Linked DNA regions of Mus musculus: regions 2, 3 and 4 are each linked to region 1. The links are chromatin loops, found by intact Hi-C in ENCODE. Cell type or tissue: left cerebral cortex. All regions are shown on one strand.

Region 1 (8,000 bases):
GATGCAGCCAGTGATGCATGGAGCCTCTCCCAGTCCACAGGAGAAAGAATATTAAAGTTCACACCTCCCACGGACCATTCAGGGCTCATCCATCAGACATTTATTTGATTTGTTCTTTCATTCACTTGATAATAACAACCCAGCCCAACACATCCTTATGAAACATAGCAAGACCCTGTCTCAAAAAACAAGCCAACACCACGTATCAGAAGGGAGCTGAGCTGCTAAGTCCCAGCTGTCTTTAGGCCCAGCATGCTGTAGTCAGGGGCAGGTGGATCTCTGAGTTCGAGGCTAGTCATTCCTACATGTTTGTTAACACATGTGGCACACACTTATTTGGGGCTTACTCATCTTTTCATCTATATTAAGTTAGATATTAACACTTAACATTTATTTACATGTGTTTGGTTTACTTTTTGGATTTTTTGTTTGTTTGTTTCGAGACAGGGTTTTTCTCTGTAGCCCTGGCTGTCCTGGAACTCACTTTATAGACCAGGCTGGCCTCGAACTCAGAAATCTGCTTGCCTCTGCCACCCAAATGCTAGGATTTAAGGTGCCACCACTGCCCAGCTTAATTTTTTTTTTATTTGCCTGTTTGCAGTACTAGATATTTGAATCTAGGGCCTTGCCTATGCTAGGAAACCATTCCTTTCTGTTTGAGGATCTTGCTGAGTTTTCCGGGATGCCCGTGTGAATCTCCTACCTTACTCACTGGGCCCAGCTGCCTCTACATGGTCTAGGGGTGCTCATAAAAGCAAAGTAAAGCTGGGCGTGGTAGGGCACACCTTTAATCCCAGCACTCGGGAGACAGAGGCAGGCGGATTTCTGAGTTCGAGGCCAGCCTGGTCTTTAAAGTGAGTTCCAGGACAACAGCCAGGACTACACAGAGAAACCCTGTCTCAAAAAAACGAAAAAAAAAAAAAAAAAAAAAAAGCAAAGTAAAGCAGTGGAAATGAGTTTGAGCCTACATATTTATATCCCTTTAGTCCTGCATCTCTTTGTATTAATTGTCTGAAGTATGTCACCCCTCTGAGCCTACAGGCTTTTCCAGAGCTGTAAAACAGCACACTTCTTTCCTGGGAATTGCTACAACCAAACATTTCCAGGAACCTTAGATTCCTTTCAAGGTCCCTGAAACTCTGCCTCCTGCCCCCTAAGCCAACTACAGCTATGGAACTCTACCCTAAGGGAACCTCAGGGAAGAAGGCAGGTAGAGGATGCTTCACTTGAATCTCTGGTGAGAGGGGAAACTCCTTAATAACAGACATCCTATGGAATACGGTGCATCCATTTTAAGCTATGTGGGAGGCACAGGAAGGGCAGAAGTAAGGTTAGGGGTGCGGGTGAGCAGCAGCATACTGGTTGAGTATGTCTTTTTGGTTTTGTTAATGTTTTCAATAAAAACCAACTGTTTCTATTTTGATTTTGGTTTTTAAAACTTGGATGATTTTTTTGTTTATTTGTTTCTTTTCTTCCCATTAATCTCCAGGAAGCCTTCATAGACACACATGAAAGAGTTTGTCAGAATGTCTCCCTGAAGTAATAAGCACAGAATTAGAAATCAGATACTAGGAAAGACCAGAAGACAGGCAGAGAGAGAGAGCTTGCAGCCCAAGGGCATGCTTTCCCAGTCTGCTGCCCTTCTACTGAATCCCAGCTCATGCACTGTCCCACATCAGCTTTTGCCCTCTTTATCTTGCCAGCCTAAATGCCATGCCTCCCCTCCCCCAAAACTAGATCAGGTGTCCCTGTGCATGTTCCCATACCACCCTGTATCTCTTTCTATGTTTTTGAGACTTATTTTTATTTGCATGTGTGTGTGTGTGTGTGTGTGTATTCATGTGTGTATAGATCAGAAGAGGGCAGCAGTTGTCCCAGTACCCACACTTGCCATAGACTGGACTCAGTCGGTCCCTCAACCCACGGGAAAATCAGGATCCCTGTACTCAAGTGGGCAAGGAGTCAGCAAAATGGCAAACAGACACTCACACAAGGGAGAGCTAGATCTGAGTGTAATTTCTCAAAGCGAGCATCAGACTTATATTACAGAAGAAAACAAGGAAGTTAGGTGATACATTAAGGTCATCCAAGGTACATTGAGGTTACCCAATGCAAAATGACTCTTTACACAAAACAGAGAAATGCATACACAAAATCTAACAGGAACCAGGCAGTGTTTACAACTGGGTTAAAAATCAGTGTTTATAGTTGGGATAAAAATCAGTGTTTACAACTGGGAAAAAATCAGCCCTATCTAAGGTCAGCTTATTCTTAGAAGCTAAGGGCAAGAGCTTTATGCTCTTGCCATAGTTCCAATTCTAGTCTATTGTATAATCCACTTTTTCCCTAGGCCATTGTAAATTCCTATATATGGGAGTGACTCAACTGTTATTCTAAGTATTTACTCTAGTTCCTTCTTAGACCACAACCCACTTTCTTCTTAGGCCACTGTAAACTCATGTATATGGGAGTGGCTTAGTTGTTATTTTAAGAATCTGTAGGGAACCTCCATTTAACAGAGGAGCCTACCAACTTTCTTTTAATATGTAATGTAGTCTGCCATACCTGACTAATGAGAATTCCAAGTTAATTTTGTAGAACTTGTCCTGAGATTTCTACTCTAATCCAGTAAACTACAATGCCTGCTTTCTCTTACTATCTCTCTATCAACACTGGAGGCTTTTCGTGTGAATGAGTAGCATTCTCATGAAATTCAAAGCTCAAGGTTGGCTCAATGATTGCCTAGGCTGTTGGAACACTGGTGGAGGCCAATCTAACTTTGCTATTTGTCAAATCATTCCTTGGAGGCACTTATTTAATAAAACAATACTGAAAGCAAGCACTCTAAATCCTACACCGACTATCGCAAGGACCTATCTGGGCCACATCTGTATGTTATGCTAAAGATGCTCCAGGAGACCAGTTTCTGTGAAACTTTGTGCTTCAGGACTGCAGCCAAGCTTTTGGACTTGTCATGCAAACTCCACTGGAGTGGGTGTGGCAGGGACTGAACTCACATCCTTGTGCACACCTATGATCCCAGCACTTGGGAGGCAGAGAAAGGAGGATCTCTGAGTTCAAGGTCAGCCTCAGTTACAGAGTGAGTTCCAGGACAGCCAGGGCTACACAGAGAAACCCTGCCTCAAAAAACAAAAATAAAAAGGGAAAGGTTAACACAGAGGGACACGGTTCTCTCTGTGTTTTTGGAAGTTCCAACTTCATCCTGTGAGAGGTCACACAACAGAACATGAGAAAAACATTTTTCTTTCATATGTTTGGACCACATTTGGCCACAGATTTCCACTTTCCAAATATACAATATTGTGGACATGGTACTGTAGACCTTTGATACAAGAATTCAGGAAGTAGAGGCCGGTAGATCTTTGTGATTTCCAGGAGAGCCAAGTCTACATAGTGAGACTCTGTCTCAAAAAGAAAGCAAGAAAGCAAGCAAGCAAACAAGCAAGCAAGCAAGCAAGCAAGCAAGCAAGCAAGAAAGAAAGAAAGAAAGAAAGAAAGAAAGAAAGAAAGAAAGAAAGAAGAAAGAAAGGGGAAAGAAAAAAGAGGAAGAAAAGAAAAACATAAAACACACTAGTGGAAGCAAATTATTAATTAAGGGGGTATACAGCCTGTGTGTGTGTGTGTATGTTTGTGCATGTGTATGTATGTCTAGACTGAATCTAAGAACAGAATGTTATCTAGAACAGTAATTCTCAACCTGTGTGTCAAGGCCCCTTTGGCAACAATTTATCTCCAAACATATTTACATTACAATTCATAACAGCAAAATTACAATTATGCAGTAGCAACAACATTTTCTGGCTGGGGGCACCACAGCCTGAGGCACTGGGCTAAAATGGGCACAGCATTAGGAAGGCTGAGAGCCACTGTTGCAGAGCATCTCAGCACCGGCTCACCAGTGCCTGCAGTAAGAGAACGGTTTTGGACAGCTTTTTTGTGTATGAGCACCCGGCCTCAGGGAAGACACGTTTCTAAATCTCTCGCCAAAGTGAATCACTGTTTGGTTTCTAAAAACTGCTTTATAGTCCTAAGTTCAAGATGAAACTATTTGTGGAAAATTATGCAAAGGGAGAGGCAGACTCAAGAGTTATGTCCCACAGCAGCGTTGCGACTGTCTGTGTTCTCTCACCTCAGCCCTCAATAGCACTGGTGCCTTGTCCTTGAATCTCTACCATGGCAGATCTAGTGCAGGAGTTGGCACACAGTTGGGAATCAATGCCCACTTTCTAAATGCAATCAATGTCTTAAGGAAAGATCTGTCTGGCAAATGATCTGGGTGGGGTTGCATGTGTGATGAAACTTTCTTAATTCTCTATCAAAGTAGTTCTCAAATTTGTGCCCTTGAAATTCCAAGGATATACATTCACAGACAGCTGGTGTGATAATTCCCCAGATCCCCAGTGGGACCAGGAGCCTAGATTTCGCTATAAGGTGGTTGTCCACAGAGGGGCAGTACAGTGCAGTGGTTTAAAACTCAGGTCCTTTGAACCCCAATGACTGTTTTACTAAGTCTTTAGAATATATGACTCCTCTCCCCAGTATATGAAAATTGGGTCATTCCTGAAGTCCCTCCGCAAAAAATAAGCCATATTATCTGGCAGTAACTAACACAAAAGTGGCTTACTATGTTTTCAATGTCTTAAATAGGAAAATAGCACTTGCCATGCAGAACTTCTTTTTCTATCTATCTATCTATCTATCTATCTATCTATCTATCTATCTATCTATCTATCTATCTATGTTTTTTGAGACAGGGGTTCTCTGTGTAGCCCTGGCTGTCCTGGAACTCACTCTGTAGACCAGGTGGCCTTGAACTCAGATATCTTCCTACCTCTTTCTGCCTCTCAAGTGCTGGGATTGATGTTTTTCTTTTTTAAATATAGTCTTATCAGGAGCTTGGAGAGGAGGCTCTTGTCCATGGTTGAGAGCACCTCCTCACTACCTGTAATTCTAGCTCTGGGGGATCTGATGCTCTCTTCTGGCCTGAAAGTTGCCAACACACGTGGTACACATGTATACATGCAGGCAAACGCACATACACATAATCTTATCAGTCTTCTATGGCTTTTGAATTTTGTGCTATGCTCTACGCTTGCAGGAGACCTAGATTCGATCCTTGGCCCCCACACAGTGGCTCACAGCCATCTGTCACTCTAGTTCTAGTGGATCTGACACCCTCTTCTGACCTTCACTGGCACCAGACACTCACATGATGTACGTACATGCAGGCAAAACATTCATACATAAGAAGTAAAACACAATAGATTAAAAGACATTCTTTTTTTTTTAATTTCTTTTTCTTTTTTAAAGATTTGTTTATTGTATGTATGTGAGTACACTGTCCTGTCATTGTCTTCAGACACACCAGAAGAGGGCATCAAATCCCATGACAGATGGTTGTGAGCCACCATGTGGTTGCAGGGAATTGAACTCAGGACGTTTAGGAAGAGTAGTTAGTGCTCTTAACCACTGAGTCAATTCTCCAGCCCCCTTAAGAATGTCTTGGGATCTGGATGCCCTCTTCTGGTATGTCTGAAGACAGCGACAGTGTACTCACATACATAAAATAAATAAATCTTAAAAAGAAAACATTCTTAAGTAAAAATAGATGGCCACATGTTTTCTTCTCAGGCTTTTCTTATGTTCGGTTTGATCCATCTAGAAGTTATTTTGGCGTAAGGTGTGAAGTTGGCTTCCAGTTTTATTTCCCTGCAGATGGCTACCCAGTCGCTCCAACACCATTCACTCATTTCCTTCGTCAACTTGAAACTGCCACTTCACAATACTCAGAATTGTTACAGAATTTTTTTTTCCTGATTGGACGAGAAGTTGCATTTTTTTTTCACTCCCTGTTTGTGGCTGTTTTTAAACGTTTAAAAAGTTGCACGGAACCATCGGTATGCTATCCTAACAAGCCTTTCTCTTCACTTCATGAATTTGTCATTACCGAGCTCATTTCAGTTTCTTCCTTTGAGTGTACTGCACACAACCTTCAAATATTATGAGCATTTCTTGCTCCCAGCTGTCACTACAGCAAACGACATATGTTAGATTTCCCTAAATCGTCTTGCTGCGCTCTTTGGTAGCTCTCCGGTATACTGTTGATGTCTTCTAGCGAGTTGCTCAAAAGTTACTGTATTTTCGGTGGATTCAGAAGGAGAGCCTGCCATCGCTATTGGGTTTCTTTTTTGGTTTTTCGAGACAGTGTTTCTGTGTAGCCCTGGCTGTCCTGGAACTCACTTTGTAGACCAGGCTGGCCTCAAACTCAGAAATCTGCCTGCCTCTGCCTCCCGAGTGCGCCACCACACTCGCCTTGGGTTCCTTTTCAAGTGAACAATTTCCATTCGAGAAGACGGGCAATGATTCTGTAAAGTAAGCATTTTGAAAAGCTATAGCCTTTTAAAAAACTATCCACGGGAGATAGGTCTGTCCTTCAAAATGTCAACTGTTTTGGAATTTATTCCATTTAAAAGGTTCAAAAAGAATATAGAGGTCGCCCGTATTGGTGGGTCATCTAAGACACTTAAAGCAACCTCTGCAGGTGGTCTTTCAAGTTTTTCATGACTCTGAACTGTCAGTTTCCATCTAAGGGGAAAAGGAAACAGTTTAGAGAGAGGCCTTGCTGGCATCATGGCTGGCCCGGGGTTTCTATAAACAGAACTAAAACCTCGTGTGTTTCTGTAGACCATTTAGAACCACGTTAGGGAGAAAAAAAAAATTACTCTCCATCCCAGAAGAGAGGACCGCAAATGCAGAGTCAGGAGAGAAGGGGGGATGGGAAGGCTGGGTTACCCAGCTAGGTATGAAAACCTTGGAGTGAAAGCGGCCCCAGGCAGGAGGAAAGGGACCCCCATGTTCGACCTCCTCACAGTCCAAGGTCGTCATCTCCTGTCCTTGTCAGCGGCCAAGGCTCTCCCCGTGACTCAGCAACTCCCTTCGCCCAAGGGATGCCCAGACTCTCTTCTCATACCCAAACCTCTCTCCTCAGAGTCCATGTTCCACCACTGCCCTCGCTAACCTCGGAGACCCGAAGACCCCCCACTCCCGCATCCTCCCAGCAGCCCTCACTAGGGCCCCTGCCCCACCCTCCGCTCTCCTTTGTGCTACATTTACCGATGACCCGCAGGGAGCCTTTCCTTGCCTGCTCAGGTTCTCTAGCTAACCTCGAGCCCCACCCCCACAACCTGAGCCCCGCCCACACACACTGGGCCCCGCCTACAGCCCGAGCCCCGCCTACAGCCCCAGGCCCCGCCCATCAAGGGGGCTTGCTCCCGCGGCCCTCATTTGGCGCCAAGCCCGGAGCTGTTCGACGACAGGGCGGGCTGCCGGCCTCCGCGTTCTGGGTCGGCGTTAGAATTCTGGACCGGACGGGAAAGCCGGAGCGGGTGTCGCCTTGAAAATTCTCGGGGAGGCTGTGGGTTCGAGTCGGGGTGAGTGGCGGAAAGAGGAAGCGCGGGAAAAATCTGAGGAAAACTCGACGCGTTGAGAAAGCTTTCCTCTCCGCGCCCTTTCTGTGGTAATTTTTTGGTCGCTTATTGGACTTGGCTTGGTGTCTGTCACCTTCCGCCCAGGCTCTGAGGCGTGGAGGGATTCCGAGACATGGCCAAACCTCCTGTAAATCAAGTCTGACCCAAGCCTTAAGGCCCCCTTCTTGCATTATGAGGGAACTAGGTCGGGCCTGGAAAATGGAGGCCTGGGGTGGGGGGCGACAGAGCCTCGCGCCAGGGCTCACGGGCCCCTGACCGCCTTCTCGTTGCCCCGCTGCTCGCCGCCAGGCCTCTGAGACCGAGACTGGGCACCAGCTTCTGATCCCAGGGTCGTGGTGGAAGTGATGCCAGCAGAGGCAGGCAGGGCCAGTAGATCTGACAGCCAAAGGAGAGGCGATTAGGCGATCGATCTGCGTTGTTCCTCAGGAAGAAGAGTCTGGTATTTAGAGAAATCATGCTAATAGTTAAGAGATGGGCAAGGTGATGCATGTC
Region 2 (8,000 bases), 140 kb after region 1:
CACAAGGAAACCCTATCTCAAAAACAAAACAAAGTAAGCGAGCAAACAAACACATAATACTTTGGGGGCTGGGGAGATAGCTCAGCAGTTAAGACCACTGACTGCTCTTCCGAAGGTCCTGAGTTCAAATCCCAGCAACCACATGGTGGCTCACAACCATCCTTAACGAGATCTGACACCCTCTTCTGGTCTAAAGACAGCTACAGTGTACTTACATATAATAATAAATAAATCTTTTGGTTTTTTGGGGGGGGGTGTTTCTGGGTGTTTGTTTGTTTGTTTTTGTTTTTTGAGACAGGGTTTCTCTGTGTAGCCCTGGCTGTCCTGGAACTCACTCTGTAGAGCAGGCTGGCCTCAAACTCAGAAATCCACCTGCCTCTGCCTCCCATGTGCTGGGATTAAAGGCATATGCCATCACGCTCAGCTAAATAAATCTTTAGCAAAGCAAAACACCAAAACAATACTTTGATTAACAGTAAGTAGGAGAGGAAAGGATTTCTTTCACCTTACAATTCTGGGCAATCGACTACCATCTCAGGAGGCCTGAACAACACTTAAGGCAGGAACCTGAGCCCAGGAACGGAAGCAGAGACTATGAAGATGCTGCTCACTGACTTGCACCTAGGCTCACTCAGCCACAACCTGCCTAGGGATGACACCGCCCACAGTGGGCTAGAGTTTCCCATGGCAACCATTAATCAAGAAAGTGCCCCCACGACCAAGCTGATGAAGCTTTCTGTTTCTGGGTGACTCCAGTATGTGTCAAGTTTACAAGACTAATCAGCACACCTGGGTTTAATTCCCAGTGCCCTCCCCACTGCAGCATCAGATCCTATCTGCTCCTAAAGTTGGTCAGGTGTCCGATTTCTTTAAAGGACACATGTTCATACAAAGCACAAAGAACATAGCTTCAACAAACAAATCTCAAGGAAAATAAGAGGTGGAGGGGGGACCGTGGGGCTGGAGGGGACTTGGTTATCTTCTCATTGTCCTCACTCATCCCCACCCTCTTGTGTCCCTTCCTCCTACTAATAAGTCCCCGTCTTACCTTAATGTCTGTATGTGCTCCACCTCATTTAACCAGGCTGCTTGCTTGGTGCTGTTTATTTACCTGAGAAAGGCAGTGGTTTCACCATGCTGGGATACTATGTAGTTGGTGGAACATGATGATGATGACCCATCATAGCCTCTGGGCTTCTTCTACATTCCAAAGTGAACAGAGGTTACTAAAAGATGACATCAGGGGATGGAGAGATGGCTCAGCAGTTAAGAGCACTGACTGCTCTTCTGAAGGTCCTGAGTTCAATTCCCAGCAATCACATGGTGGCTCACAACCATCTGTAATGGGATCTGATGTCCTCTTGTGCTGTGTCTGAAGACATCTACAGTGTACTCATATACATAAAATAAATAAATCTTTTTTTTTTTTAAAGATGACATCAGATGTGGCTAGGGGATTCTCCTAGATGGTGGTGGAGGAATTTGGTTTTCTGTTGTTGTTGTTTGTTTGTCTGTGTGTGTTATTTTAAAGAAGGGTCTTGCTGAGTGTGGTTAGCACACTTTTAATCCCAGCACACCAGGAGGCAGAGGCAGGCAGATTATTGTGAGTTCGAAGCCAGCCTGGTCTACATAGTGAGTTCCAGGCCAACCACAGATAATAGTGTGACCCCTATCTTCAAAAATAAATAAAAATCTACTTCTTGAGGCTAATACTCAAATATTTAGAGTTGGTCGACATGACATGAGATTTTCTTGAAGTCGGTATGGGAGCTAAAGGTATCGGGTCTAAGTTGCAGAGTAACTTGGGGCTCAATCCACACTGTTCTCTTTTGTATATGCTTGAAATTTTCTAAGATAAAAAAATATTTTTAAATAAGAAACTGAGTCACCTCTTAGTAAGGCCACCTGGCAACTTGGAAGTGATTTGACTCAGACAAGGAGAGGAGGCGGCAATGAATTGCCCTGCTTTGTTTGGAGAAAGATCAAAAGAATTGTCATTATCATGATGTCAGATGAACTAGACTTCAAGGCAAAGGCATTTTTAGAATACATTAAGGAAGACAACACCAGGAAGATATAACAATTCTAAACTCTTACACACTTCCTAACATTAGCATGGGGACGGGGAGATGGCCCAGGGCTGAAGACTGTGCGCACCCTCTTTGTAGAAGACTGGTGTGCAGTTTCCAGCATTCACGTTGGACAGCTCACGGGTACCTTTAACAGTCAAGGGATCTGACGCCCCCTTTTGGCCTCTATGGAAACTGCATACATGACATTAAAAGTAAAATCTCATATATATATATATATATATATAAACAAGGCGACATAAACAAACCCAGCACAAATTACAGATTTTCATTACAGCCTTTCAGTGACTGACAGATGAAAAATATGAAAAAAAATCACTAAGGATATAGAAGATATCAACAAACCAGAAACTCATTAGTAATCAGGGAAATGCAAATCAGGGCCACAGTGAGTTAGAATCTTACTCCCACTAGCTTGGCAGGAATCATGAAGTTGAGGAGCGCCAGATTTGGTGAGGATGTAGAACCTCGGGGATGCTCCTCCACTCTGGGCGGGAGTGTAGGCTGCTTCATCCTCCCTTGGAAAATAGTTCAGTCTTGCCTAATAAAGTTGAACATGTTGCACGCATGCTAATTTAGCAACTCTCGTCGCAAATTTATTATTTAGGGAAATATATTCTATGGTCCATCTGTAAGGAAAAAGTCACAGGAGGGGGGAGGGGGGAGGAGGCACTTCTGCAGAGGGCCTCAGGGGTGTGCTCACAAGATTGGAATTTCAGGAGCCATGGGCACATAGGTGAGTATCTTTATTCTTTTTTATATTTTATTTTATTTTATTTTATTTTATTTTATTTTATTTTATTTTATTTTGAGACAGGGTTTTTCTGTATAGCCCTGGCTGTCCTGGAACTCACTTTGTAGACCAGGCTGGCCTCGAACTCAGAAATCCGCCTGCATCTGCCTCCCAAGTGCTGAGATTAAAGGCGTGCACCACCACACCTGGCTTTCTTTTTCTTTTTCTTAAAAAAATTACTTTTATTATATTGTTTTTTATGTATATGGGGGTGGGTAACGTGCACATGTATGCAGTACCCACAGAGGCCAGAAGAGGGCATCAGATAGCCCTGGGCTGGAATCACAGGCAGTTGTGAGCTGCCTGCTGTGGGTGCTGGGAACTGAGCCTGGGTTCTATGAAAGAGACACGTGGTCTTAGTGCTGAGCAGTCTCTCCAGTCCCTGCATTTTCTTCATGTGTCTTTGCATGTATATCTTATTATAAAATGCTGTGTTTATATATACTTGTATACATCACATGTATATAAACATGCAAATATGGTGTGGTAGGAGACCCAGGACTGAACAGTGGTTCATCCTAGAGAGTGTGGCTGGGGGAGAATGGGGAAGAGAAGGGAGTCTATTTTTCCCCCCAGCTATTTCAGGGCTGGAATATTTTTACTTAAGTGTGAATGACTTGGTAATTTTAGACCTAATTAAATCAAGTAGAGCAAAACAAATCCAAATGACATTGACTCGGGGCTGGAAATGCAGCTCGGTGGTAGACTGCTTGCTTCACATACACAAGGCCTTAGGTTCAATTCCAGCAGTCCAAAACACACGAGCCAAATGAGTAAGACGGGGTGAGGGTGGGGGTAGCTGCTGGGAGATGGCTCAGTCAGCAAAGGACCTGGCAGGCAAGCAAAGGACCTGAGTTCAGATCCTACAACACATATAAAGACGTTGGCAAGTCCGTAACCCCAAAGCTGGGATGAAGCAGAAACAGTGTCCGAAGCTCAGACTGAGAGACCCTGTCTCAACAAAAACATCAAAACTAAAGCAAGAAGGCAGTTGAGGGAAAATAGCTGGTGTTGGTCTTCATATATGTGTGTGTGTGTGTGTGTGTGTGTGTGTGTGTGTGTGTGTGTGTGTGCATGTGTGCATGTGCACATGTACACACACGCACTCGCTCACACACACACAAACAGGCACACATGTACACGTGCAAACACTCATGCACACACACACACATATTCACACACACATGCAAAGACACACACAAACACACACACACACACACACCATATACCGCATGCATAAATCAATAAAAAAATCATAATTAAAACAAGATGGCTCAGCAGGTAAAAAACATCTGGTGCCATGTCTGACAATGTGAGTTTGATTCCAAGCAGATTGTATGGTGGAAGGAAAGAACTGAACCCCAAAGATTGTCTTCTGACCTGTGACACACGTGAGCACCCCAAAGGGAAATAAGTTGATTCTAGAAAAAAGACGAACAGAATGAGGGGTGCCGTCAGAACCCAGTTTCTGGAGATGGCTAAAGTGACCATCACAAGCCTGCTTTCGGATCCTCCAGAATGAAGCTAATGTGCCCTGGCCTCATCGGTCCCTACCAGCCAAGGTGGATGACGTGAGCAAACGCAGCAAGGTGGGAGGAGCGTTCAGGCAGTTCAAAGGAGGGCTAAAGACACTTGGCTGGGGGCAGGAGAGGCTTCAGAGAAGGTGATATCTGTGCTGGGCCTTAGGGAGCCAGGAGGATGTAGAATGCAGATGACATTGCACTGGGATCTTTAGGGTGAGGGGAGTTTGTCCAGAGCAGCCAGGTCTTGGGGAGGAGAGAAGAGGGAAGTGTTCCTTAGGGTGGCAGAAGTATGGATAAAGGATAATACAGGCTTTATTTGGAACTAGGGAAGTCATGCAAATATATGCAAAAATCATGCAAATGAGCCTGGCTGAATGGCCGGTAGGAAGAGGACCCAGCTGGTGATTTTGTTCCTCAAGTGTAGTCCAGAGCCACCTGTGACAAGCATCACCTGGAGAGCCCAATCCTGGTTGCCTGCCACCCCCAGACCTGCTGGGGCTGCAGCCCGTGTTTAAGGGAGCTCGCCAGGTGAGTGTTTATTTCCGCATCCATTTATTAAACATGCACATGGAAATGCATTATAATTATAACACATTAGGATCTACGCACATTACAATATATAATATAAACATTCAAACAGAAAAGCAAGCCTTCCTCCTCTGCATTCTCCGCCCCCGGGCCTCAGAGGCAACAACCAGTCCCAGTTCCAGAAGGTGTGTCCTTCTGGAAGCCGCTCTGCAGGCTCCCACGGAATCCAGCCTCTGGTCCCCGAAACCCACAGCTTCTCAGGAGTGTTAGAGCGAAGCCTCTGTGTCACTCTGAAGCCAAACTGTTACTCATTTGTGTCTTTGACCATTCATTCAGAATTTCTCAGGGGCTTGCGGACTGGCACACTTTTCTTGGGCAAGAAAGCTAGGGGTCCTGTTCCCGGGGAGTCCAGGTGGAGAGGGAGCCAAGTGAATACTTGCATAGGTAATGCCTGCTGATGGTTATAGCCCTGCAGCCCAGGTGCCCCAGCTCGGCTCGGCTGGGCTCGGCTGGGCTCGGCTCGGCTCAGCTCGGTTCGGTTCGGTTCGGTTCGGCTGGGCTAGGCTCTCACTCCACCTCCGGGAGTGTGGAGGTTTGAATGAGATGTCTCTTGTGGTCTCCAGCATTTGATACTTAGTTTCCAGTCGGTGCTGCTGTTAGGGGAGGCTTAGGAGGCGTGGCCATGTCAGAGGACGTCCTACATCACTTCCTGACTTTGAGAGTTTAAAAGACCCGCTACAGTGCCTAGTTTGCTCTCTGCTTGTTCAAGATGTGAGCGCCTAGCTTTCTGCTCCAGCCATGATGCCTGCCTGCTGCTGAGGTCCCACAGGTGACGGTGATGGTCTTTTCTCCTGCTGGACTCCTGGGCCCAGATACACCCTTCCTTCTCTAAGGTGTCTTTGGTCTCAGTCATGGTGTTTTATCGCAGCAAAAGAAGCAGAATTAATAAGATGGATAGTATCCCTATCTCCCGGGTCAGTTCTGCTGCGGGGCAAGATCTGCAGTCCACTACTGCAGAGTAGACTCTGCCGTCAGTCAATGCTCATTTCCTTCTTCAAGAGAAACAAGCCTTGGCTTCGGGCAGCGGCCATGGGGGTAGGGTGGGGTGGTGAGTTTGGCTCCAGTCAAAATGGAAAGAGAGAGGGAAGTTTCCTGACCATATGCCACTGAGTCGGGGATTCCCATGCTTTAAAGAGTCTAATCTGGGGCCTGGAGTGATGGCTCAGCAGTTAAGAGCACTGACTGCTGCTCTTCCAGAGGTTCTGAGTTCAAATCCCAGCAACCATATGGTGGCTCACAACCATCTGTAATGGAATCTGATGCCCTCTTCTGGTGTGCCTGAAGACAACTACAGTGTACTCATATAAATAAAAATAAATAAATCTCGGAGGAGGAGGAGGAGGAGGAGGAGGAGGAGGAGGAGGAGAAGGAGGAGGAGGAGGAGAAGGAGAAGGAGAAGGAGAAGGAGAAGGAGAAGGAGAAGGAGAAGGAGAAGGAGAAGGAGAAGGAGAAGGAGAAGGAGAAGGAGAAGGAGAAGGAGAAGGAGAAGGAGAAGAAGAAGAAGTGCTTATGCTGGGGACAGCTCTGTTCCCAAGACCCCTTCAGGTCTCTCATAACCACCCATAACTCCAATCCGACGCCCTCTTGTGGCCTCCGAGAGTATTTGCTTTCACGTGCACATATATACGATTAAAAACAAATAACTCTTTCAATAAAAGTCTAATTTTCCTGAACCAGGGCAAGACTACAGCTTGGTTTATAGAGTGTTTGTCCAGCACACCAGAAGCCAGATGAAGCAGTGCATACTTACAGTTGCTATGCTTAGAAGGGGTACCTGGAGGCACCAAGGTTCAAGGTCATTCTCTACTATATAAAAGGTTGTGATCAGCCTTCAACACATGAAATCCTGTCTCTAGAAGCAGGGCGTGGGGAGGAGGCTGGAGAGGTGGCTGGACTTACTGTTCTTGCACAGAACAAGAGTAGAGTTTGGTTCCAAGTGCCCATGTCAGGCAGTTCACAACTGCCAGTCACTGCAGCTCCAGGATGCCTGGTGCCATCTTCTGGCCTTGTGGGTACCTGCACACATGTGTGCATAACGCATGCATACACACAGACATAAATAACATAAATAAAATATCTTTTAAAAAATAAAAGCCTACTGCCAGATGTAATGGTGTGTGTCTTCAATCTCAGGAGTCAGGGGGCAGAGGAAGAGGGAGAGGCAGAGGCAGGCAGATCTCTGTGAGTTCAAGGCCAGCCTGGTTTACATGGTGTCTTAGTTAGGGTTTTACTGCTGTGAACAGACACTATGACCAAGGCAAGTCTTATAAAGGACAACATTTAATTGGGGCTGGCTTACAGGTTCAGAGGTTCAGTCCATTATCATCAAGGTGGGAGCATGGCAGCATCCAGGCAGGCATGGCACAGGAGGAGCTGAGAGTTCTATGTCTTCATCCAAAGGCTGCTAGTGGAAGACTGACTTTCAGGCAATTAGGGTGAGGATCTTATACCCACACCCACAGTGACACACCCATTCCAACCAGGTCACACCTATTCCAACAAGGCCACACCTTCAGATGGTGCCACTCCCTGGTCCAAGGATATACAAACCATCACACATGGTAAGCTCTGGGATATCCAGGGCTATATACAGAGAGATCCTATCTCAAAAAAAAAAAAAAAGGAAATTAAGTAATTAGTTAATTATTTAAAACTCCACCATAAAAATTCTAATTATTCCAACCCAAGGATTGGGAATGTGGCTCAACATTGGCTAGCATGCAAAAAGTTCCAGTATAGCACAGACAAACTTAGATACCCCTCCCAAACAACCAAAAACAACAACTTTTTATTGATTCTTTGTGAATTTCACATCATGTACCCCAATTCCACCCATCTCCCTGCCCCTTCATACTTGCAACCCACCCCCCCAAAAAAGAAAAAAAAAACTCATTGAAGAACCTGTAGTGTGTCCCACAGTCTACCCTTTTGTCCACCCTTCCTTGCTTGCAAATGTTCATTGCAATGGCTCCTTGATGTGGTTTGAGGCCTCTGGCTTCTGCTACT
Region 3 (8,000 bases), 100 kb after region 1:
GTGTTGGATGAAGGCTGGTCCACTTGCCTTCTCAAGCCTGTCCCATTACACATGAGGCCTCTGAAGTTGGTCCAGAGAAAATACGTAACTTACCAAAAGTTCACACAGGTTCTAACACCCAAGCTGCCATTCTCCTCCAGGACCTCTTACACACACACACACACACACACACACACACACTGCTAGGCTTCCTACCTCCCATCTCAAACAGGGCATGAGCTACTAGACATGGCCTGTGGCGAGGTCTTCCCAAAGCCTTCAGTCATTCTCAGAACACAATGTTCAAAGTGGGGATGTCTCTTATTCTCCTGCTTTGCCCAGGGAGAAACCAAGACCCAGCGTGAAGAGAATTCCCGGCCAGGGATGCTTGGCTGATTGTTGGTGGAAGAAGGACTCTATTTCCTGGTGTCCTTAGTCCTCACCTGGCTTGGAACTGCTTTCATAGCTCTCCTCACCTAGCTCCTGCCCTGATGCCTTCCAAGGCCTCAGCAATCACCCCACAGAGCATCCCAAGCGCAGCAAGGTGGCCCTATCCCTCCCTCAGACTTCTGCCTAGTGAGCTGGTGAGAGACAAGTAGCCTTGCAAGAGCAGTTGTGCTGGACCTAACGGGTCCTTGGTTCTGCACGCCCCTCCATCTTTCTGCTCTCTTTCTTCTGCATTCATCACCCCCAGGGAAGCCCCTGGCCTGTGGGGACAGCCAAAGATCACCTGCTGTCCCTTAATCCTGCTGATTTCAGTCCACACAGAGGTGCAGGGGATACTAGGCATCCGTCAACTGCTAAGTGAGCACTTAGTGTGCTGGAGGGCGAGAATGTATGCACGCGCGCGCGCGCGCGCACACACACACACACACACACACACACACACACACACACACACACACACACGCCGGGGAACATCAGTCCTGGCTGTCTGCCTTAGGGCACAGCAGGGTAAGAAGAACAGACACTGCACAGAGAAGGTCCAAAGTGCTCTGGAGGGCACCCGTGCGAGGAAGAGCCTGCTGCCAGCACCCACCTGCCTTCAGCAGCCTGTTGTGCACAGGGCGCCATTAGCGCTCACAGTTTGGGGCAAGTTAAACAGAACCTTACTCAAGGTCATGCTGTTTCTAAGTGCTTTTGAAGCCAGGTTGGTCTGATTTCCTAACTTTTAAAATAAGAACCATACTCATGCCTAACCCGAGGGTTGGGGATAGGTGGGCCCTGGGGTGCAGGCTGATTGAGCGAATAGGTGCTGGGCTTGGAGAAGAGTAGAAAGGCTCCGACTGTGAAGAAAGACCAAGGGCATTTCAGGCAGTGGGGAACAGAGCGTGCAGGCAGAGAGAGGTGTGAAGGCATCTGGTACGTTCTGGAATCCGTGGGAATCGGAGGACATGTGTGAATATACGGTGTGCGGGAGCCTGACAAGCGAACCGTCCTGAGGCGCTGAGTTGAGACAGATCCTTTGGCAAAGGGAGAACCTACAGAAAGATGGCTGTGTGGCCTGCGTAGCATTCACGAGTCTTGTCCCGGAAGGTCTGCTTGGCACAGGAAGCCAAAGAGATTGGAGACTCAATCAGTTCTCCATAAGTTTGTGTGCTTCCCTTCCCCCCCAGCCCCCCCCCCCAATCCCGAGAGATCTTCTCCCTCTGTGATCTGGGTCCAGTCTTCCACGGCCAGAGGCTCTCTGCTTGCAGGTCTTCTAGACTCCTATGGCCACAGAGAAGGGCTTTCCTCACCTGCTTCCTTAGAAGGCTAGGTGACAAACGCTCAGGAACGTGGCTGGCTCGGCAGGAACTGGGAGGTGCTTCCAAGAGTGTGGGACCCAGACCTGAGCTCTCTGGGGGATTGGGGGAGGAAGGTCTGGACCTTCTCTTATAGTGCTGGTGAGATGCCTCCATCTTTAAGAGGTTTGCTGCTCTGGCAGAGTACCCAAGTTCAGTTCCCAGCGCCCACATGTCACTTCACAGCTGCCTATAATTCTAGTTGCACGGAACCTGACAACTTCTTCTGGCTTTCACAGGCTCCTGCCCACATGTAGCACACATGCACGCACATGGGCATCTGTACATGCATGGTGCACATACGGACACACACAGGCATCTGCACACATAGACATAAATAAAAAAGGAAAGACAGATTAGTAAGATGAGAAGAAAACAGGGACTAGGGTTTGTTGACTTCCACTCCACTGGGTGGCCTTTTGCGAACTTTTGGACGTCTGTGGGTCCTCAGTTTCTCCTTTGTGAACTGAAGCCTTACTGATAGACTGTGCCACTATTAGGGTTCTTCCAAAAGAACGACCTCTGTCTCCTGAAGTGGGGGTGCTTAGGGCCCTTAGCTGCTAGAGCTTCGGGAGAGGATGCAGACCACCCAGGAGAGGGTCAGGGCCACCGGGACCCCCACAGGACTGGTTCCCACCTACCCTCCTCTGGGCTCGGAGAACCCTCCCCACCTGTCCCCAGGGGCCTCGCAAATCCGGGAGTGGATCCTCCTTGGAACGGATCCTCCAGTAGGAGTGCGGCGGGGCGAGGAGGAAAACCCGGGCAGGATCCGCGCGAGAACCGGACGGCGCAGCCTTCCCCCCCCCCCCCCCCCCGTCCCCGACCCCCGACTCCTGCTGGAGTCCTGGGTCCCGGGCGCTAGTGGCCTGCCCGCGTGGGTCAGACGCACCAGGAGGGCCGGGGTGGGGTCCGCCTGGGGCTGGCAGCCGGGGCGCGCTGCCTCCGCAGCGGGGCGCGGGTCACGTGTGAGGAGGGGCGAAAGTCTCCGAAGCGGGGCGCGTGCTGCGAGTTGGGAGTTCTCGGCGCGCCGCGGGCGGCGGGAGCTCAGGCTCCCGGGCGAGCCGGGGACGCGGCGGGGACCGGGTCCCAGACGGAGGGGGCGGCGGCGGGAGTGGGAGGGACGCAGACAGAGAAGGACACAGCCGGCCGAGGAGGCGGCGCGGGGCGAGGCTGAGCCCGGGCAGGGGCCGGAGCGCGGCGACCAGGTGCCACGGCCCCGCGGGAGGAGAGGCGGCACCGGGGCACAGCGGCGGGGACCTTGTGGCAGGCGCGAGGTGGCCACAGAGCCAGGAGACCCCAGAACTGAACAACGAGAGGGTCGTGGGGCTGTGGGTAACAGCGGGCAGTGGGGCGCCTTGGGCCCCTGGACCCCTCGACCCGAGCCCGGGCTCCACGATGCTGCCGCCCGGGCGGCGCCCAGCTCTTGACGCGGGGCAACGCTGAAAGTTACGCAGGGAGCGGCGCGGGACAGCGCGGAGACCCCGAGACCCACAGAGGCCGCCTGGGTCAGTGGCGACATCGCGGGCAGGCGGCGCCCGCGTCCCAAGCCCGGCGCCCCGGACTCCGCCCGCCGGACTGCGCCGGGGGATGTAGCGGACACTCGCCGCCCAGACCCTCCTCGGACCTTACGCCCCGGGGTAAGCTCGGGCTCGTCCATCGCGAGTACTCTTCGTCCGTCTGTCCGTCCCAATGTCTGTCTAGCTCAGAGAGTTGTTTGTCCTGCCGCTCTGGCCATACCCGTCCTGCACTTATCCATCAGACCCGATTCCTGAAGGGTCCCAGTGTGGACCTGTGACTTCCCCCAAGCTGGCGCGCTCCGTTTATTTGGCCATCAGAGCGTCTCCTGTGGGTTGTGGCTGGCAATAGAAGGGAGATGGATGACAGAGATTTGACCTCCTGCCCTGGCGACGGCCCTTCTCTGCCCCCGCCCACCTCCATGCCAGGAGCTGCGAGGCAGGTGACTTGCAGCAAGGTGGGAAGGGGGCGTCTCAGCTTCCCACCACCCACCTGCAGTCTCCGTGAATGGTTCGGAGTATGACAGAAATCTCCCTTCTGCTGTGTTAAGCACCTGCCTTGTGCCAGATAACCCCAGGGTAGGTGAGCCGGTAGTAGCTGAAGGAATGAGGTAACAGTAAATGGAGCATTTCGGGGATTAGAGTGGTGGAAACTAAGGCTGTAGAGAGAGGGGCAAAGATGCTTTTTCTTCTGCAAAGGGGAAACAGCAAAGAGTCATGCCGTGGGCTCTAAGCAAGGAGAACTTCACCACCACCTGCAGAATGCCCACTAACCAGGTCAGCCTACTACTGCCCCCCCCTCCCCCACAAACTATGCAAGGGGACTCAGACTTCAGGGCAGGGAGCTGTAGACCAGCTTGGCAGGCAGCAGTGCCCTCTAGGCACCACACAGGGTGGCTGGGCTGCCCTAACAGGGAGGGCCTCAAGAGGGGGAGAGCTCCAAGTAGTAGGCTGAAGGACCTAGGGACCAGACGAGGTGTCTAGCCCTGGACAGAGAAGGGCTGGATCCAGGGATCCAATATTCACTCCACCCCCACTCCCATCCATCCCTGCACCTTGCAGGACTGCTAGGAGTCCAGAGCCATGTGTAGCCTTGACTTGGCTTCTGAGGGGAGCAAGTGGAGAAACAGGACAGTTAGGGCAAGTGGAGCGGGAGGACTGAGCCTGGAACATTCTGCTCTGCCCTCCTATGGAAGAAGGGTCTCTTTCTGAAGTTTTCCATACTGGGCATCAAGGCTCGTATATCCCTTGGTCCAGGCTTCAGAAATGAGACCAGCTAGTTGAGACACTGGGCAAGTTATGCTCCTTGAGCCTCTGCCAGCACATCTGTGGAATGGGGACACCAGACCTGCCCCACTGACCTCCAATGCAGGGCCTTTGAGCTCTGTGAGCAGAAGACTCTTGGTAGGCTGAAGAGAGGGGTGGGCAGATGGGGGTGGGGGTAAGAACTCAGTTTACTTTGAGGGAAAATAAGTAGTTACCAGTGGCAAGAATATGGCTGGAAATGCAGACTGACAGTAATGGAGGTGTCTAGGCATAAGTGGGGGGACCTGGGACTTGGGCGCTGTACCTAATGTTACGCTTAAAGAAACATCTTCCTAGGGGAAAAAAAATAGAGGTGACTGGCCAGACAGAAATGTCCGCGGGCTCCCACTGGGGTGACCTTGGGCAGTTAGCTTGACTTCTCTGAGTCACAGTTTGTACCAGTGGAGAATGGGACTTCATGTCATTGTCACTGGCTTGCATACAGTGTCAGGGCCCTGGGAAAAGCTTGCAGAGCCAAACCATGCAGGTTCTAAAGAGACATTTGTGGATCGGAGGACAAAGTCACTCTAGGATGCTGTGGGAAGATTTTGGGGCTTAGGATGAGAGGGAGGGGGAGGAGGAACTGTGTGGGCTTACACAGGGCGGGCTGGTTCTTAATGTGGATCTGGGGGAGGCGGGGGCGAGTGCTGAGGGGGGTGTGAGGAGGAGGGGGCCCCCTCTGCGGGGACCACTGAGTCACGAGGACATGTAAGCGACATGACAACCAGCAACGTGGTAACCAGGAAACAAGCAATGGGAACGAAGCTGGAGCAGTGTGTCGTGGTGGGGGAGGGCAGACTGGCAGCACCCAGGCTTGGAGGGTCCGTGGTGGGTTAGGCTGGTCGGCCTGCAGGGGGTGCGGGCCAAATAGGCTGGGTAAGAACGGAAGTGTAAGAAGTGACAGGAAGCACCCAGGGGCTCAGCGGGGCAGGGGGCTTCTCTGGTCCCTCCCCGCTCTTCTTTTCCTCCACATCCCCACTCTTCATGCCTCTCCCCCTAGGATGCCAAATTTGGCTCACGCAATCTGTCGTCTCTCTTCTGAGATTGGCACGGGGATGGAAGCCGAGTGCATTACATCAGCGCCTGATCCCCCTGCACTGGGGGAGGGAGGGGAAGAACCGAAGACCGACCAGGCCAGGCTGGGATTGGAAGGGCAGCAGCCAGACTTCAACTTCCCTGCTTGTCTCCTGTTTGCTCTTCTTACCCTAATCTTAGATGTAGGGGGAGTTTGGGAAAGGCCATGACGAACTTAGAGGTGGGACCAGGACTCCAACTTTGGGGAGGTTCCATGACTTGGGCAGGAACCAGTCAAGCCCTGTTGCTGTCTCCCTGGCTAATTGGGACCAAAGAGTTCTCAGGACTTGGTGTGTCATTGCCTGGCCATGTGACCTTGGGCAGATTCCCCTTGCGTAGTAGAGTCTACATGTGTATAGTGAATGTTGGCCGCTTTGTAGTATTGGTGACTCCCCTGAGAGGAGCCACGTTGGCTCTCCAGGGCCCCGGGATGGATCCTGTGACCTTGAACAGCAACTTCTCTCCTTATGCCTCCATCTCCTCACCTGTGAAATGGGTATGTTCAAGGTCACTACCTGGACCCTGGACATGAGTTGTGCTACAGGAGTGAGGGGCGAGGGCAGGGATCTGGCTTCAAAGCCACCTATCGGAGTCCTATGGCCTTCCACATGATCGACAGAGATGGAGAACAGCCCAGCCTGGCCTTCACAGGACAGGTGGTGTGGGAGGATGGTTTCATGCACACGCAGAGGCTTTGCTCTTGTACCATTGATCTGATGCCGTCATTGTACAAGAGTGAAAACTGGGGCCCTCAGGGAGAAGTGGGTTCTGGGGCCACAGTGATGGCCTAGGAGCGGAGGAAGCAGAGCTCTAGCTCCTGGTTCTCAGCCCCCTCTTAGAAGCAGGCAGGCAAGCGATGTCTTCTTCTTTCTTTGGCCAGGCAGAACAGAAACCCTGAGAGGCTGGCTCTGGCATCGCCCCCTCCCCTTCCTCTCCTGCATCCCTTACCCATTGCTGCCATCAGTGACTTCACTTCTTATTCATTACTTGGTCTCCTTGGGGGGATTCCTCTAGAATTCCTTTGCAAACTAATCTGAGGCTGTCCCTGTGAGGGACAAGTTGAATTTAGGGTTAGCCTAAAACCTTACGGTCCATTCTAGAATATTCCATTCTAGAATATTCCTCTCCCTGGCTGAGTTTTAGGCAGGAGACAGTTTAGTTGCCCCCAACAACATGACACCCCCTCAGGGATCCTCTGGGGAAGAACTTATTTTTATAGACGGGAAGATGGGCTTAGTAACAAGGACTGAGTTGGCCAAGTTACCCAGAGTCAGCGAGATAGATGGCCTGTTATCCCAGGAGGCTGAGAAAGATGGGTACCGGAGGTTTGGTGAGAGAGTGAATACCCCTCTCCTAGGGCTGATCCGACTGAATCAGCCCTCCTGCTGGCGACTGTCACCTCATGGGTGACTGTGAATGGCATCTCCCTCCACCTTGGGAATCCTTGGGTCTTTGATATTTCCAAAGACGGTCTAGAAAGCCACATGTACCGCTCATCTGCCGCCCACCTGCCTGGCCAGGTATGAGGCTACAGGCTTCCGCAACTTCTTCATCCTCCCCGCAGTCCTCCAGTGTTGATGTACTGTCTCCATACTACAGTTGGAGACGTTGTATCCTAGAGAGACCGTGCTACCTGTCCAAGGTCACACGGCAAGCAAGTATGGAGGGACAGGGTTTGGGTTTAGACTGATCTGATTCCCGGGGGCCGTCTCTAGGGTTTCCCCAGAGTGGAAAATATTCCTCCCCTGGGCTGGGGTTTGGCAGGAGATGGTCTAGTCGCCCCCACAGCCTGACACCCCCTCAGGGATCCCTGGGGGGGCCCCCATTCTGGAGACAGACACAGACATGAACCACTGGGAAGAGCTCATTTTATAGATGGGAAGACTGAGCTGGCCCAAGGTGACCAAAGCATCAGCCAGGCATTCTCTAGCCCGGGGCTCTGTCCCCTGCACCAGTGAGTGAGGGGAAGGGGCCTTAAGTGGATGGTGCCACAACATGGGGATGCGGATTCAGAAATTGAGATGTTGATGGTTCCATGCTGGGACTTCCAGAAGAGTCTGGAATTCTGCCATTCCACGGAGCAGAGAAAGCAGGCATGGCAGGTCCTGTTTATAGTCTCTGGGCCTTGCCCCTAGATCATCTGCAGACATCAGCATTCACAGCCTCATGAGGTTTGGGGCTGTGGAGTGAGAGACCTGTGTGACAAGAGACCGTCTAGGAGACAATAACCATAGTCATAGTTCTGTGTGATCTTAGGTCAGTGAATTGCCCTCTCTGAGCTTGGTCTGCACAATGAGGTGATAAAGTCACAGAAAGAAAAATCTCTTTGCCTCCGAGTAACTGC
Region 4 (8,000 bases), 62 kb after region 1:
CCCAGCATCCCGTTAGGAGATCCCTATTGTTTTGTGGGATTAACCGATGAACTAAAATAATGAAAACTCTTAGCACATGCCTCGAACAGTGAGTGCACACAACAGCTGTTTCCTAGATTTAAAGAGGGAGGGGAGGTGGACTGAGCTAAGCACGTTTTCACTAATGCCAAGAGTTTGGTTTCCTTGGTCTCCGACCTCTTTATCGAGTGGAACTCTGTGTTTACAAAAATCCATAAGCTTTGGCACTTGCCAGACGGCTAGTTAGTTCAGAGTGAGCACTATTCTTCCAGAAGACCAGAGTTCAGTTTATAGCACCTACCCTCACAGCAGCTCACACCTGTAACTCCAGTCCTGGAGATCTGACTCCCTCACAAAGACTTGCATGCAGGCAAATGTCAATGCACATAAATTATAGACAGACTTTATCTGGGTGCTGACAGTGCACACTTAGAGGGGGTCGGCATCTCTGGCCTTCATTCTCTAGATGTCTCCCTCCTTTATGTCATGACAGTAAGAAGGCTGGTTACCCAGTTTTTCTTCTTAGGGGTACCGTCTCTGGTTAAAAAGAAGCAAATGCAGAAAAGATGTATTGAATGTGGTTAGATAGGAAAGAAGGGCACAGAAATTCAGTGTATCTTCTCAAAGTAGCCACACTGAATACATTTTCCTTTTTTTTTTTAAATGGGTTTTAATTGTTTTTTTTTTAAAGATTTATTTATTTATTTATTTATTTATTTATTATATGTAAGTACACTGTAGCTGACTTCAGACAATCCAGAAGAGGGCGTCAGATCTTGTTACAGATGGTTGTGAGCCACCATGTGGTTGCTAGGATTTGAACTCCAGACCTTCAGAAGAGCAGTCGGGTGCTCTTACCCACTGAGCCATCTCACCAGCCCACATTTTCCTTTTTAATGATTCATTTGTCCCTTTTGACTTCTTCGGGATGGGTGCCTGTCTTAGTTAGGGTTTTACTGTTGTGAACAGATTCCATGACCAAGGAAACTCTTATAAGGACAACATTTAATTGAGCTGGCTTACAGGTTCAGAGGTTCAGTCCATTATCATCAAGGCAGAGCATGGCAGCATCCAGGCAGCATGGTGCAGGGTGGGCTGAGAGTTCTACATCTCATCTGAAGGCCGCTAGGAGAATACTGACTTCCAGGCAGCTAGGGTGAGAGTCTTAAGCCCACGCCCAAACACAGTGACACACATACTCCAACAGGGCCATACTTCCTAATAGTGCCATTCCCTGTGCCAAGCATGTACAAACCATCACAGTGCCTAACTTGTCTTCTTAGGGTATAGACTGTTAACACCTCCATACATTATCCATTGTCTCCTAGGGAACACCAGGAACCACTCTTAACCTTTGGTTCTCCAACCACCAGCAAATCACTGGCTCCAGCCACACAACTGAACCATTTCTCTCAGCAGTAATAACCTGCACCAAGTCCCACCATTTCCTGCCTGGACTTCAGTACCCAGCCACGTCCAAAGGGTCTCACACTGTAGCTCTGTCTGTCTTACTATGTAGACCAGACTGGCCTAGAACTCAGAGAGACTAAAGAAAAGAGACAGTACACTGGGCCTTCACTAGATTAACTGTTCCTGCCTTAGCTGCCTCTCAGTTGATTCTCTGCACTGCAGTCAAAGGGGTCCTTCTTTATGCCGCTACTTTAAACCAGACATTTTCACCTTCAAGGAAACCAAGCTCTTTAAGTAGCTTCCATCTTCTTGGACTCAGGCTTTGCATAATTGATCTTCCCCCTTGGCAGCAAGGACCTTAGTTGAGACCTCAGCTCAAATGTCATTTGATAGATGGGGGATGCCTTCTGAGAGCACCCGATGTCATCCCGTTTCCTCAACTTGTCTCTAGCCCCTTTCTTGTTTTTGTTTCTTTGGTGTTTGTTGGTTGGTTTTTGAGAGAGGGTTTCTTTGTGTCACCCTGGCTATTCTGGAACTCACTTGGTAGACCAAGCTGGCGTTTAACTCAAGAGATTCACCCACGAGTGCTGGAATTAAAGTATGGCCTTCCCTTTAGTGTTTTTTTGCTGTTGTTCTTGGAGGTGCTGGGTGTTGAATCCAGGGCTTCAGTCACGGTCAGCAAGCACTGTTCCACAGCCTCAACACCATTTTCTTTTCCAAGTCAGCAAAAGTCTAACATACACATTTGTCATCTGTCTCCTCTCCGTCTCTAGAGAATAAAGCTCTGTGCCAAGGAACGTGTTGGATCCCCAGTGTCCCAGCAACTAGCACAATGCCTGGCTCTCCATGGCCGAAGTGACAAATGAACCGTTTCTCAAGACGCCTCTTTACTCTCCTGGCTTTCCTAACCTAAGCAACACTCAGGACATGAGACAAGACTAAGCCTCCAGTCTGCCGGCCTCCATTCTCCGCGGCGGTAGAAATGAGCCTAGAGGTCTCAAGGAACCCAGCAGTTCCACAATTTAGTAAAGCAACTATGTCCAAGTTTGTGTGGCTTGGCAGTGCGCAGGGATGGCGAGCCAAAGAAAGCAATCTAGGAGTTGGGTGGCACCGGCGGCCTAGCCCAGCCTGCCCTCCCCGGATAGGGTTTGCAAATCCTAGCCTGTCAAACCCACCGCTTCTGCAGTGGGGCACCCGGGTAAGGCACCCATTTTCATGGTGGCTAAGGTCCAAGGCGCCCACCTCAGAAAGGACTCTGGGAAGGTGTGGCCTCTGCGTCAACTACGGCCAGAGGAAAAGGTGCCAACCCTTTGTTCGGAAAATAGCACCTCAGTAAGAAACGCGGGAAACACAGGGTGTCTTTTGGCCCAGCCAGGCTGTTGGCCGCTGAAAGAGAGCGACACGACGCATCCAACATGGCTGCGGCGCCAGCGCGGCGAAAAGCGACGGGAAAGAAATGGCGCCGGGCTGTGTGGCCAGCTTGGGGCACACGGCGTTGGGACGTTGGAACCAAGAAAGCGGCCTCAAGACTCTCTGGGTTCTACTGCCCAGAGACCCGGAAGTCTGACTAAGGCTACGTGGAGTGCTACCATTATGTCTGCACAAGGCCGGCCTCAAGCGCCGGGTTGAGCTCGGAATGCCGGGAAAAGTCCATTCTCGAAACAGAATGCGCTACGAAGACTGCGCTGACCCGCAATAGTGGGCGGGCCAACGACGCCAACACTGTGACGTCGTGCCGACGGCTCGCCCCACCCCCAGCCAACGTTCTAGAGCTGGCGGTGCGAGAACCCTACGCCGGTTGCGCACATTGCCTTGTTTAAGGTGGGCCGACCAGGGCCCCCATCTCCGTCACCGACGTAAAGCGGTTCCGAGAATGTCCGTGGCGTCGCGCGGAGCCCTCCAGACGCTGTTTACGTAGCGTCTGGGCCGTGCGTAGCGTTAAGTTGGAGCGGTCTCCGCGGCCGCCGCCATTTTGTGCAGTTGCTGGGAAGGAAGGGAGACGCCTCAACCGTGGCACCGCCCGGTTTGAGCGGGACCAGACCTCCCGACTGTCCTAACAACCCCGATTCTCTGAGTTGTGCTCCCGTCTCCGACGAGAGAGGCGGCGACGGTGGCGTCTGCGACGGGAGACAGCGCGTCGGAGCGAGACAGCGCCGCGCCTGCCGCCGCCCCAACAGCGGAGGCGCCGCCGCCGCCATCGGTCATCACTAGACCCGAGCCGCAGGCCCTCCCGAGCTCGGTCATCCGTGCCCCGCTCCCAGATCTTTATCCGTTTGGGACCATGCGTGGAGGCGGCTTTGGGGATCGGGATCGTGACAGGGACCGTGGAGGGTAAGGGGGAGGTGCGGGCGGGGGGCGGGGTGGCCCGCAGAGCCCTGAGGCTCGCGCCGTACAATGGCGGCGGCGCGCAGGCCTCAGGCTTGGGCGGACGTCTCTGCGGACCGCGATCCTGGCTCGGAAGTGGCAGGCCAGCCTTGTCGCCTCTCTTGGCCCGCTCGCTGATCATTTGATCCCTGCAGGCCGGCCGCAGTGTCTGTCTGGGGGAGGATCCGGATGCTCAAGTTTTAATCTAGGAAAAGCTGCTTGAGATCGTTTCTTTTCCGCTATGTTAGCCATCCCTGTTAGAGAGGGACTGGAGTCGAAAAGGCCTTTTTTTGGTTTTAAACTAGGTTTTACTCCCTTTCTGTTATATTTTTGGTTAAGTGGAATCAGATTGGAATGGGAAGTGCTGGAGTTGCTTTCCAAAAGATCCAAATTGCGGGTGACTTTTTTTTTTTTTTTTTGAAACTAACAAAGCCTGTTGAAATCAAGAGAACTCCTTGAGGTGGCACACCCTGCACTAGAGACTGAGTCAGGCTTGGAGTTCAAAGCTAGCCTGGGCTACACAGATCAGAACAAGAGAACAGTTAGCAGAGTTCAAAGTGAGGGCAGTGGTAGAAAGAAAAAAAAATCAGAATAAGCCTTGTAAAGGAATCGTAATTGTAGAAGCTTTATTCTGTCCTAGGTCATTATTCAAGATCCAAGCAGTTTGGGATTATAAGCAAGCCCAGTGGAAATAACACATAGGAGCCACATTATTATCCTTATTAGACTTAGCCTTAAAATCTCCTAAAGATTGGGTTTTGGCCATTATTACAGATTGAAAACAAAAGAAAACTGGTTATTTCTAGAAGTGTTTTAGACTTGTATCAGTTGCTTCATTTGCAAGTGGAGTAAAGTAGTCAAATGAGAAGGCCTGGCTCACTGTAGTATTGCACTGAAAAGCCAGAGGCCTTTTAAAGGTCTTGGTGGGTCTACTCAGTTGAATGTTTTTCTTTCTAGTTGTGCTGGTTTAGCAGTGGTATTAATAAGTCACCCAAATTCTGCCTACTGAATGTAGATACCCAAAGAATTCCAGTAAAATTTCTGGCCATGATCACTGCAGGGTGGGTTTGTCTCAGGGCCATGAAGCTTAGTCTAACGGTTGTCCTGGAATGTGTCCTCAGTGTCCCCAAGTTCAGAAACACGGGTGTAGGCCACCACACCAGGTTCTAACAGAAGAGGGGATTACCTTGTGGGGTTCCTGCTACCTCTCCCAATATTGGCAGGTCTTGAAATGAAATTCTTTAAAATAACTTGAAATTTCTCCAATTTTCTAGTGGTTTACAGGAAATAAGGAAATGAGATCTTGCAGAGCATGGTGGCTCATGCCTTTAATCCCAGCACTCTGGAAACAGAAAGAGAGGCCTCCAGCACAGCCAAGGCTATATAAAAGAAACCCTGTCTCGAAAAACAAAAGAAAAAAGGAAATGAGATTTTTTTTTTTTTTACAGCCCTGTACTCTCATAGATTAAGACAAAGAGGGTATATTAGGATTGTAGTTTCTAATTTCTTGTATCTTAGGTTTGGCAAGTGGCCATATCTATATTGTTTAGCTTACCTGTTTGTTGTATCTAAAAGACAAGGCTTATTTAAATCTGAGGGGGGTTTGTTTTGACACAAGTCTCATAGACCAGACTGCCCTTGAACTCTGACCTTGCCCACAGCTTTCACGTGCTAGGACTACACGTTATTCAATACCATGTCTAGCTTTGAATCTTATTTAAAAAACAAAACAAATACCCATAACCTACATTGATGGGGTTTTTGTTTTGTTTTCTCCCTGTAACTAAATAGTATTATTTGACCCTGGTGTGGTGACTCACATTTATAATCCCAGTGTTTAGGAGGCTGAGGCAGGAGGATTTCATAAAGAAGGCTGGAGAGGAAAGGATTACAACTCTTTTATTCTGGCTCTTTCTTTAGAGTAAACTAAACACACTAGACCCTGATGTCCCAATAGTTTGCTTTATAGAGTAGCAGAGAAGTTTTTGCCCCCAGCATAAGTGGGGAAATTGGCTAAGAAGCTGTTGTAAATTTGAAGGACTTGCTTGAAGTACATTTTTTTCGATGTCCACAGTCTTGGTCTTGCAGTTTAAAAGAGTACCACTTCTCTGCAAGAGCAGAGACCGTTAGTTTTTATTGTATCCAGAATCTCTAGTGCCAATTAAAACTATACTTAGTATAAAGTCGGTATCACTAACTTTGTCAGAGAGCTAAAATAGGTGGGAAACTGAGGTGGGAGGAATGCTGTTCCTTTCCTGTCACATGAGATGGATATTAACAAATCTACATTTTCTGGTGTCTCTAGGTTTGGAGCAAGAGGTGGTAGTGGGCTTCCCCCTAAGAAGTTTGGTAATCCTGGGGAGCGGTTACGAAAAAAGAAGTGGGATTTGAGTGAACTCCCTAAATTTGAGAAGAATTTTTATGTTGAGCATCCAGAAGTAGCAAGACTGACTCCGGTAAGAAAGGGGGGAGGGGGGAGTGTTTAAATATAGGGTAATATTTCAAGTATTGTTTTATATTTGATTTTATATTATGGCAGATCTTTTTAATGTGTTGTGGGTTTGCTTGTTTTGTTTTTTTGTGGGGGTATTTCTTTGTTTGTTTTCTGAGACAGGGTTTCTCTTGTGTGTTCCTTTGATGTCCTGGAACTCGCTTTGTAGACCAGGCTGGCCTCCAGCTCAGAGATCACTCTGCATCTGTCTCCTGAGTACTAGGACTAAAGAATTGCATCACCATGCCTTGCCTCTGTGTCTTTTGTAGGATGGAATTATTGTATTTGTAGAATAGTCCACTGTAGATCCAGGCTGGTCTTGAACTTGCTGTCCTGCTACTTTAGCTCCAGGCTGCAGGGGTCTTTGGGCAGCCACACTTGGTCAAACCCTGAGCTTTGTCCATGAAGACAGGTGCTCAGCCACATGACGCAGGTTTTCTTTTAGCAGCTCTGCTCTCCAGCCTAGCACCACATGCATGTAAAGTTTACACTGCCATTCACCTACGCTTATAGAACTGACTTCATATTGTGTATTTGTGTGCTTTTAACCAAACCACCTGGTGCTGTATTCTACCCAAGAATATTACTTACCGCTGGGCGTGGTGGCGCACGCCTTTAATCCCAGCACTCAGGATGCAGAGGCAGGCGGATTTCTGAGTTCGAGGCCAGCCTGGTCTACAAAGCGCGAATTCCAGGACAGCCAGGGCTACACAGAGAAACCCTGTCTTGAAAAACCAAAAAAAAAAAAAAAAAAAAGAAAAGAAAAAGAATATTACTTACCCAGAAAAAATGATATAATAGAGCAATTTGGCCCAAGTTCTGTCTCAATAGGTAACCCTGGCTGGTCTGGAACCTGTTTTGTAGCCCAGGTTAGGTTTGAACTTGAGGTAGGTTATCCTTCTAGCTGCTGTGCAGGGTGACAAAGTACCACCTAGCCTGGCTAGGAATTACTCTTGAGGGTTTTCTCCTCTTAGTCGTGTGCATCACAAACTTGGATTCATGCAAAAAGCATTAGCCTATATCACTGCAATACTAAAGAGTCTAAATTGAGAATTCTTATTGTCTTCATTCTTCTCTCACACAGTATGAGGTTGATGAGCTACGGCGTAAGAAAGAGATTACAGTGAGAGGGGGAGATGTTTGTCCAAAACCTGTCTTTGCCTTCCATCATGCTAACTTTCCACGTAAGTGCTGTTTAATCCTGTATTACGTAAGGTGCATAAAGGTTTTGAAAGGCTTAGGATTTTGTCTAAAAGACAAATAGAAACTTTTATATAGAAAGATAGTAGCCAGTTGGTGGTGGCAGTACATACATGCCTTAGATCCCAGCACTCAGGAGGCAGAGGCAGGCAGATTTCCCGAGTTCCAGGACAGCTAGGGCTACACAGAGAACGGAGTCTTTTTTTTTTTTTTTTAAAGAAGAAGAAGAGGGAGAAAAAGATAGTAATTTAGATGGAGCCAGTCAGGTGGGTAAGAGTGTTTGAACTACTTGAGTTCAAATTTTGGAAACCAAATAAACATGAAAAAAAGGACATAGATGGATACTGGCACACAACCAAGATAATAAAGTCCAAAAAACTTATTATTTTGTTTCTATTTTTTAAGATAAAAGACTCACTATGTAGATCAGACTGTCCTGGAGCTCAAAGATCTACCTGCCTCTGCACCCCAAGTGCTAGGATTAAAGTTGTGTGCCACCACACCTGGCTTTGAATAG

The links. A loop is a pair of places that touch in the nucleus more often than their neighbours do. Peaks named below come from ENCODE experiments on the same cell type or tissue, not always from the same donor. Only the 100,000 strongest peaks of a DNase experiment are listed, where the experiment ranks them.
Region 2: a loop joins it to region 1, with 3 times the contacts of the local background. A loop is called at or near these places in 8 of 42 quality-filtered maps.
Region 3: it touches region 1 in a loop (2.3-fold over the local background); 3 of 42 quality-filtered maps call a loop at or near these places.
Region 4: it touches region 1 in a loop (3-fold over the local background); 6 of 42 quality-filtered maps call a loop at or near these places.

The regions. Positions count from the first base shown.
Region 1 is chr15:79,604,413-79,612,412 of GRCm38, reverse strand. It overlaps Dmc1 (DNA meiotic recombinase 1), which reads left to right and starts at 7,304. Exons shown (of 14, transcript NM_010059.3): 1 at 7,304-7,451. It overlaps Fam227a (family with sequence similarity 227, member A), which reads left to right. Exons shown (of 18, transcript NM_029407.1): 18 at 1-2,837. In left cerebral cortex, a CTCF peak has its summit at 4,456; DNase peaks (open chromatin) are centred at 4,424, 5,455, 5,753, 6,021 and 1 more place; H3K27ac peaks cover 439 bases.
Region 2 is chr15:79,468,377-79,476,376 of GRCm38, reverse strand. No RefSeq gene overlaps it. Among named protein-coding and RNA genes, the nearest start is that of Gm41359, 6.6 kb to the right of the region's middle. In left cerebral cortex, CTCF peaks have their summits at 2,249 (motif pointing left) and 3,136 (motif pointing right); DNase peaks (open chromatin) are centred at 3,175, 3,499, 4,823, 5,073 and 2 more places.
Region 3 is chr15:79,500,596-79,508,595 of GRCm38, reverse strand. Kcnj4 (potassium inwardly-rectifying channel, subfamily J, member 4) reads left to right here and starts at 3,355. Exons shown (of 2, transcript NM_008427.5): 1 at 3,355-3,400. In left cerebral cortex, no CTCF peak of the experiment used is centred here; DNase peaks (open chromatin) are centred at 5,996, 6,348, 6,458, 7,435 and 8 more places; H3K4me3 peaks cover 5,763 bases; H3K27ac peaks cover 6,614 bases.
Region 4 is chr15:79,541,954-79,549,953 of GRCm38, reverse strand. It overlaps Ddx17 (DEAD box helicase 17), which reads left to right and starts at 3,213. Exons shown (of 13, transcript NM_001040187.1): 1 at 3,213-3,759; 2 at 6,098-6,248; 3 at 7,368-7,467. The coding sequence starts at 3,710. In left cerebral cortex, no CTCF peak of the experiment used is centred here; DNase peaks (open chromatin) are centred at 3,217 and 3,832; H3K4me3 peaks cover 3,730 bases; H3K27ac peaks cover 1,882 bases.